Linked DNA regions of Homo sapiens: region 1 is linked to region 2. Evidence: chromatin loops called from intact Hi-C (ENCODE). Cell type or tissue: PC-3. All regions are shown on one strand. Links, peaks and the distances in the headings refer to the core of each region. The heading gives the core; the rest is flanking DNA.

Evidence for each region. Peaks named below come from ENCODE experiments on the same cell type or tissue, not always from the same donor. Only the 100,000 strongest peaks of a DNase experiment are listed, where the experiment ranks them.
Region 1: a loop joins it to region 2, with 2.3 times the contacts of the local background. A loop is called at or near these places in 1 of 110 quality-filtered maps.

The regions. Positions count from the first base shown.
Region 1 is chr4:187,584,765-187,589,165 of GRCh38, reverse strand. The region is part of intron 2 of LINC02492 (long intergenic non-protein coding RNA 2492); the gene reads left to right. The region is part of intron 2 of LOC105377604 (a long non-coding RNA gene); the gene reads left to right. Among named protein-coding and RNA genes, the nearest start is that of LINC02492, 86 kb to the left of the region's middle. In PC-3, for the core only: no CTCF peak of the experiment used is centred there; a DNase peak (open chromatin) is centred at 2,125; H3K4me3 peaks cover 1,621 bases; H3K27ac peaks cover 1,650 bases.
Region 2 is chr4:187,307,756-187,312,156 of GRCh38, reverse strand. LOC339975 (a long non-coding RNA gene) reads left to right here. Exons shown (of 5, transcript NR_038931.1): 2 at 2,479-2,975. Among named protein-coding and RNA genes, the nearest start is that of LINC02514, 61 kb to the left of the region's middle. In PC-3, for the core only: no CTCF peak of the experiment used is centred there; a DNase peak (open chromatin) is centred at 2,586; H3K27ac peaks cover 1,143 bases.

The DNA of each region.
Region 1 (4,401 bases), core at 109-4,108, 280 kb before region 2:
TGAATTCTGCAGAGCTTGTTTGCAGGCGTTTTAAATCAGTATTAACTGTATCATCTTATTAACAATCAAAATTAAAAACCAATGGCAATTTATTTTTGCCTTTCTCAAATAAATTACATTTCTGTCTGCTACACAGATATAGCCTATTAATGTGATTTATTTAAAAAGATGAAAATAAAGCATGAATAAATAAAGCAAAAAAGACACAACCCTTAAAATGCTAATTCTCTTCTTTCCCATTATGTCTGAAAGTATACTCCCCTTTGCAAATGCCGGGCTCTGTGCTGCTTGGGTCAGGTCTACCGAAGTAAAGTGCTGTACAAGATTGCTGCAGTGGAAGTTCGAGCTTTTCTTTCATTTCGAATCAATCCAGACAGCTGTTCCTGGTCACTTTATGAAACTCTGTAGGCTTCCTCTTTGCTTTGGTTGTATGAAACTGGTTTGAAGACTTCAGCTTAAAAAAAAATAATAGTACAGTGGCATTCTGGTTGTCAGAAAAGCAGACTCTTGGTGCCTTAAGATCAAGAGATGGCTGGGCGTGGTGGTTCATGCCTGTAATCCCAGCATTTTGGGAGGTCGAGGCGGGTGGATCACATGAGGTCAGGAGTTCGAGACCAGCCTGACCAACATGGTGAAACCCCGTCTCTACTAAAAATACAAAAATTAGCTGGATATGGTGGTGTGCACCTGTAATCTCAGCTACTTGGGAGGCTGAGGCAGGAGAATCACTTGAACTCGAGAGGCGAGGGTTGCAGTGAGCCGAGATCATGCTATTGCACTCCAGCCTGGGCAACAAGAGCAAAACTCCATCTCAAAAAAAAAAGAGCAAGAGACTAATACATAATTTCAAGATTAATAATTACATTCACATCTACAATAACAGCAATTATTTACTGAATATTACCTATATGTCAGGTCTTTTTTTTTAATTTTAAAATTTCACAATCCGTAAGTGAATGCATCCTTATTGTAAATAATTCAGTCAATACACAGCAAACAAAATTCAACCTTGATAAATCTCTGTTCCTCCAATCCCCTACCCATATGCCTTCCCCTTAGAATTGATCACTGTTGCTCTTCATTTACATATGATACATATGATTTTACATATGTTCTATAAATATGTTTTATATGCCACATATGTTTATATGTGTAAATTCTATATTATATACTATTTTTTATTGTGGGCTTTAAAATATATATGGGACCAGTTTTTATATATTGTTCTTCAATTTAAAAAATAACAACAGTATGACTGAAAATTTCTTGGCAATATGTACAGATATGCATCGTTGCATTGAACCATGAACTACTAATTATCTTACAGTATTGTAAGTAGGGCATTTAGAGGCTGTCCTACCTTCTCAGTGATGAACAATACCTGTTTAGAGTATTTCTCTAGTGCAGACTCAAGGATTGGAGCTGTTAGATGAAAGAGTGTTTACATTTTACATTTTATAATATTCTACCAAATTCACCCCCCAAAAGAATGCATGGGTTTGTATTCACCAACACTGGTAGGAATGACTGCCTGCCTGTCAACAGGCTGTCTGACTATGGTGTTGTCGTATCCATCGCCATAGTTATCCCATACGTTTTCTAACCTGATGCATGCAGGTTGGCATCTTACTGATATTTTAATTTGCATTTCTTTGATTATCATTGTGGTTGAAAATTTTTGGTTTCTATTTATTGGCTATTCATGTTTCTTTTGTGAGTTGCCTGTCTTTATTTTTTGCTCATTTGTAAATTGTATTGTTTATACTTCTAAAACTAATTTTAGGAGTTTTTCGCATAGTCAAATATTCTAGATGTTTTTGGTTGTATATAATAATAATAACACCCAATGGTAATTGAGTCCTGGTACTGCTCTAAGCACTTTTTATAGATGACTGCATTTCATTCTTTCAGTACAGTGAGCCGGCACATCTGTCCCCATTTTACAAATAAGGGAATTGAGACACAGAGAGCTGAAAGACTGGGGTGTGTGTGTGTGTGTGTGTGTGTGTGTGCGCGCACGTAGCTTCTCATTTCGTCTGGAGGTCTCTCTCAGCAGAGTGGCTACAAACTTTAGCCCTGCCCTGATGAGATTCCTGGGCATTTGGTCACGGATGTTGACAGTGTGCCTTTTACTAACGACTTCATTCTGGCAGACAGCCTACTGCCTAAATGTCCAACCTGTGACCAGGCCTCCCTTCCACAAGAAGCTTGTTGATACTGGCAGACACCCTGTGGCTCTTGCCTGACCTGTGTGCAGTTTATTCCTACCAGGATGGCCGATCTCTAGGAGAGTCTTGACGGAGAAAGAAGCTGGGTTCAGGTGAGTCGGCCAGGTGAGACACAGTGGAGGCAGTACAGCGAAATCCAGAACAGAGCAGTTTTATTACTCACAGACCCCGCGGCGGGAGGGCAGCAGACCTTACGGGGCCAGCAGGAAGCGGGGAGCAGTCAGGGCTGTCAGGGACACAGGCTCAAGCAGAAGGTGCGGCTGACTGAGAGAGGGAGGACTTGGGGGCTGTGCCTTTATTGGGGTCCATGGGTGTTTTCCCCTAGGCCTTCCCTGTGCAGGTGTGGATGGGCGACTGTAAAGAAACCACGGCAAAGCGAGGAACTTTGTTATAGTTTCTGGTGCTGACCAGGAGGCTTCACCACCACCAGCAGCCGTGGGGTGTGCTGGGTTTCAGGTCAGTGAGATGAGGAAGAAGCAGGCTGTATCACAACTACTCACACGCGAGGGGAGGTTTAACTAGGACAAAGGTGATGGGGTGCGGCTGAGCTTCAAAAAATATATTAACGGCTGAGCAAGGTGGCTCACGCCTGTAATCCCAGCACTTTGGGAGGCCAGGGTGGGTGGATCCCCTGAGGTCAGGAGTTCAAGACCAGCCTGACCAACATGATAAAACTCCGTCTCTACTTAAAAAAAAAAAAATCCCAAAATTAGGTGTGGTGGCGCACGCCTGTAATCCCAGCTACTCGGGAGGCTGAGGCAGGAGAATCGCCTGAATCTAGGAGGCAGAGGTTGCGGTGAGCCAAGATTGCCCCATTGTACTCCTACTCCAGCCTGGTCGACATAAGCGAAACTCCGTCTGGGGGGGAATATATATATATATATATATATATATATATATATATATATATATATATAAAATGTCTGGCTTAGGAATGGATGCCAAAGCAGCAACTATATTAAACAAATTGATGACAATGACCTTGCCCAAGGTCACAGTTGGTGGCAGAGCTGGGCACAAAGTCAGACAGTCAGACAAACGCAGTCTACATCCTTTCTTCACCAATGTGTGGTATTGTCTTTGTATGTTTTCTAAGTGGAAGAGTTTCTCCCAGTCTGTCTCTTGACTTCTATTTATATTACTTTTATTATTATTATTATACAAAAATTTACATTCTATGTAGCCAAACTTGTCTGTCTTTCCCATTATTGTTTTTTTCCCAGTTATTACTTACAAGGCCTTCCATATTCTGAAAATTATTCTATTTTTTACAATAATATTATGGTTTTACTGAATCTGGAATATATGACATGTGAGCTGTAAAGTTATTTTTACCCCACAAATGGATAAATAGGTTTTCAAATTCTATTTTTATTGTATTTTCCTATCCATCCTTTTCCTACAATTTTGAATGATTTACCTTTATCATTCTGCACATGAGTTATACACATGGGTCAGTTTCTATATTTCCTATTCTGTTTCACAGATTGATTTTTTCCTTTCTTATGCCAAATCCTCACTTAAAACAGTAATGGAGATTAACTGAATTATTACAACTTTATGGTATGTTTTTATGTTGTTAAGGGCTAGTTCTTTAGCTTCACCTCACAGTCTTGTTCTTTTTAAAAAATTCCTTTGTTGGCCAGGTGTGGTGGCTCACACCTGTAATCCCAGCACTTTGGGAGGCCGAGGTGGGTGGATCACATGAGGTCAGGAGTTCAAGACCAGCCTGACCAACATAATGAAACCCCATCTCTACTAAAAACACAAAAAATTAGCTGGGCAAGGTGGCGGGTGCCTGTAATCCCAGCTACTTGGGAGGCTGAGGCAGGAGAATTGTTTGAACCCAGGGGGCAGGGGTTGCAGTGAGCCGAGATGGCGCAACTGCACTCCAGCCTGGGCGACAGTGCGAGACTCCATCTCAAAAAAAAAAAATTCCTTTGTCTATGTTTTTAAATTCACTCTTCCAGATGAAGCTTTGAATGGTAGTGTTTCTTGGAAACATGCTTATCTTTAAAAATTGAACAGAATTTATTAATTTAGGAATTAAAAACTTTTCTATTATATGGAACTCTCTTAACCTGGCGTAGGATGTAGGTCTGTTTTCACTTTCTTTTATGTTCTTAAATTCAATTTTATGTTTTTTTCATACAGGACTCACCCTTTTCTAATT
Region 2 (4,401 bases), core at 161-4,160:
TGAAGGTTTGTGGCAACCTGGCCTCAAGCAAGTCTATTAGTGCCATTTTCCCAGCATGTCCCGCTTCATATCACCATGTCACATTTTGGTAATTCTTGTGATTTCAAATTGTCGTTATTATTGTGTTTCTTATGATGATCTGTGATCAGTGACCTTTGATATTACTATTGTAATTGTCTTGAGGCACCATGAACTGCACCCATGTAAGACAAAGAATTTAATCCAGAAATGTTGCATGAGCACCGACTGCTCCACTGACCAGCCATTTTCCAATCTCTCTCCCGCTCCTCAGGCCTAAGACACAACGACGGGAATTAGGCCAATTAATAACCCCACAGTAGCCTCTAGGTTTTCAAGTGAGAGGAAGAGTCACACATCTCTTACCCTAAATCAAAAGCTAGAAATGATTCAGCTTAGTGGGGATAGAATGTCCAAAGCCAAAACAGGTTAAAAGCTGGGCCTCTTGCACCAAGCAGTTACCCACGTTGTGAATCCAAAGGAAAAGTTCCTGAATGATATTAAAACTGCTACTCCAGTGAACACACAAATGGTAAGAAAGCAAAACAACCTAACTGCCGATTTAAAGAAAGTTTGAGTGGTCTGCACAGAAAATCAAACCAGCTACAATATTTTCTTAAGCCGAAGCTTAATCCAGCACAGGGCCCTAACTCTATTCAATTCTATGAAGCCTGAGAGAGGTGAGGAATTGGCAGAAGAAAAGTTTCAAGCTAGCAAAGGCTGGATCATGAGGTTTAAGAAAAGAAGCCATCTCCATAACATAACAGTGCTAGGTGATGCAGCAAATACTAGCGTAGAAGCTGCAGTAAGTTATCCAGAGGATCTACCTAAGATCATTGATGAACGTAGCTACACTAAACAACTGATTTTTAATCTATACAAAACACCCTCCTACTGAAAGAAGAGCCATCAGAGGCAAATGGCATCTCCTATTTAAGAAGGCTTTCATAACTGGAAAGAAGTCAATGCATGGCTTCAAAGCTTCAAAGGACAGGCTGACTTTCTTGTGAAGGGCTAATGTAACTGCTGTATTTTTTTTTCAAATTTCAAAAATATTTTATTTCATTTTTACTAGAGACAAGGTCTCACTATGTTGCCCAGGCTGGTCTCAAACTCCTGGGCTCAAGCAATCCTCCCACCTCAGCATTCCAAAGTGCTGGGATTACAGGCATGAGCCACAACACCCAACCTAGCTCGTTACTTTTTAAGTTGAAGCCAATGCTCATTTACCATTCTAAAAATCCTAGGACCCTTAAGAATTATGCTAAATCTGCTCTTCTTGTGCTATGTAAAGGGAACAGGGAAGCTAGGATGTCAGCACATCTTTTAACAGCATGGTATACTCAATATTTTAAGCCCACTGTTGAGAACTACTTTTCAGAAAAACAAAAAGGATTCTTTTCAAAACATTACTGCTCTTTGACAATGTACCTGTCTTAAGAGCTGTGATGGAGATGTACAAAGATATTAATGTTGTTTTCATGTCTGCTAGCACAACATCTATTCTGCAGCCCATGGATCAAGGAGTCATTTCAACTTTCAAGTCTTATTATTTGTGAAATATATTTCATAAAGCCACAGCTGCCATAGACAGTGATTGCTCTGACGCATCTGGGAAAAGTAAGTTGGAAACCTTCTGGAAAGAATTTAACATTTGGGATGCTATTCAGGACATTCGAAATTCATGGGAGGAGGTCAAAATGTCAACATTCACAGGAGTTCGGAAGAAGTTGGTTCCAACTGTCACAGATAATATTGAGGGATTGAAGACTTCAGTGGAGAAAGTAACTGCAGATGTTGTAGAACTAGCAAGAGAACTGAAATTAGAAGTGGAGCATGAGGATGTGACTGAGTTGCTGGAATCTCATGATCAAACTATAACAGATGAGGAATCGCAACTTATGGATCAGCTAAGAAAGTGGCTTCTTGGGACAGAATCTTCTCCTGGTGAAGATGCTGTGACATTGTTGAAATGACAACAAAAGATTTAAAGTATTACATAAATTTAGTTGATCAAGCAGTGGCAGGGCTTGAGAGAATTAACTCCAATTTTGAAAGAAGTTCTAATATGACAAAAATGCTATCAAGCAGCATCATATGCAACAAAGAAATATTGTCTGAAAGGAAAAGTCAATTGATGCAGCAAACTTCACTGTTGTCTTATGTTAAGAAATTGCCACAGCAACCTTAACCTTCAGCATTCAACACCTTGATCCGTCAGAAGCCATCAACATAGAGGCAAGATTCCCACCAGAAAAAGATTATGACTTTGCTGGAGGCTCTGATTGTTGGTTGCATTTTTAGCAATGAAGTATTTTTAATTAAGGTATGTAGAGTATTTTTTAATAATGCTACTGCATACTTAATAGACTACAGTACAGTGTAAACATAGATTTATATGCACTGGGAAACCAAAGTCTTCGTGTGACTCACTTTATTGAAATGTTCTCTTTATTGCAGTGGTCTGAAATTGAACTCACAATATTTCTGAGGCATGCCTGTACTGCCCTCTCCCAAGAATGCCTACGTGACCAGCCCTCAGACTGGATCTTCTGCCTCCAAATTATGTTTGCAGTTCATGTAGCAGGCATGACAGACTTCGATTCTAATAGTTGCCTTCTTGCAATCTCTAGTAGCTGCAGCAACCTCCCACTGCAGATGTCTATTGTGAATCTGGGCCCCTGGCCCTTGGTCTACATCTCACGTACATTCAGCCTTCTTGCACTTCCAGCCTCTTCTCCTTGTGGCTCTCTTGCCCTGTCACTTTGCTTATGTGCACTGTGGCCAAAGCTAAGGCACCAGGGAGCATCAAGAAAAGACAAACATCTGTGAGTTGGATATGTGCCAATATTGATATTCTCTTATACCTCAATGCCCTGTGCTAGAGTGTCAGAGAGGAAGCGCAGAATGCAGCCATACTTCTTTTCAACCTACTGGTCAAATTTGGGTGGTTCAAGGTAATATACCCATTTTTTTATGTCTAGATGCTACACTGACATTATGATTAAAATACATTAATTTGTAGGAATAGATTAGATGTAAAACTTCAGAACATAAAAAGTACATGTGGTATCTTGAATCTAAGTTGCACTCCAGAATGCTATGTATAATTCCAATAAAACAACGTAAACAATGTACAGTGTTACTTGGTTTGATAAAATGGATAAGAGGAGGAGGCCTGGAGCCCAACTACCCAGGTTCAAATTCCAATTCTACTATTTTTACTAATTGTGTGTGACCTTGGACAAGTTCCTAAACTTCTCTAAGGCCTAGCATCCCCAGCTGTGACAGGGTAATGTTGACTCTGTCCTAGAATTGCTGTGAAGATTTAGTGAATATCCCTGGGCAAGTACTCAGGACATCTTACCTATCACTGTTTCTAGATCTAACAATAAAGCTTGAGCACATCAGCATGAATAATTGCTAGAAAAATAATTTTGAATCAATTAATGGCAAGTAAAATGCATGCTATGAAGAAAAGCACAAATAAGAATCTGGTGAATAGCTTCAATACACAGATCATAAATAGAAAAGACAATTCAATGACTTCTAAATAAATGTACTCAGCACTACCCAGCATGTTGCCTCTACCGAGGCTCCAGCATCTGAATGTCCAAAGCCTTCACTTTTAAGCTCCTTCATTGTGAAACCTCTAAAGCTGGCTTTACAAACTTGTTCTTTTGTCTCTTAATTTTAAACTTCCCCATGTACTGAGTCTGCAGTGCCTAGCAATCCTTCTTTCATCTGCCAAGGGCATTTCTGTTTTCTTCCTATGTCTTTACCAACAAGGGGAATTTGGAAATTAATATCTTCAATTTTATTCACAATAAATATTTCACTCCTTGGAAAAAAAATGCCTACATTATCTATACTAAAATGACACCTTCTCGACCCCAGCATAGAACCCAGAAAGGACAAATGATTTTTAAAGTTTATTACTTAAGGTGGACTTAGAATTCAGCAGGAAAAAACTACTACACAAAGACAACCAAGACAAAATTAGATTAAGTTCCCAATTTATTTAGCCAAATATATAGGCAGACGTGGTTCACATCAGAAGGGGTATTGCTTGATCAGAGTATCTCAGTTTCCTACTATTCCTCAGCCTTTTTATACCCATTCAGGAAGAACATCCTAAAAGTTTGCACACTTATGGGCAGACATCAGTGCCTCTCTTGATACTTTGTTGAAACCAATGATCAACAAGGCTACATCTTCATTTAGGAGGTAAATGTAGAGTTATTGGCATGGATTTCCTGTCGTATATCTCCTACTTTATAGTATCCCTATCTTCCATTCCTTACCTTTTTTTTTCTCGTACAGAACTATTATATTGGCAGTTTGATTCTGAACTTTGTCTGATCAAAAAATCCAGCTACCCAC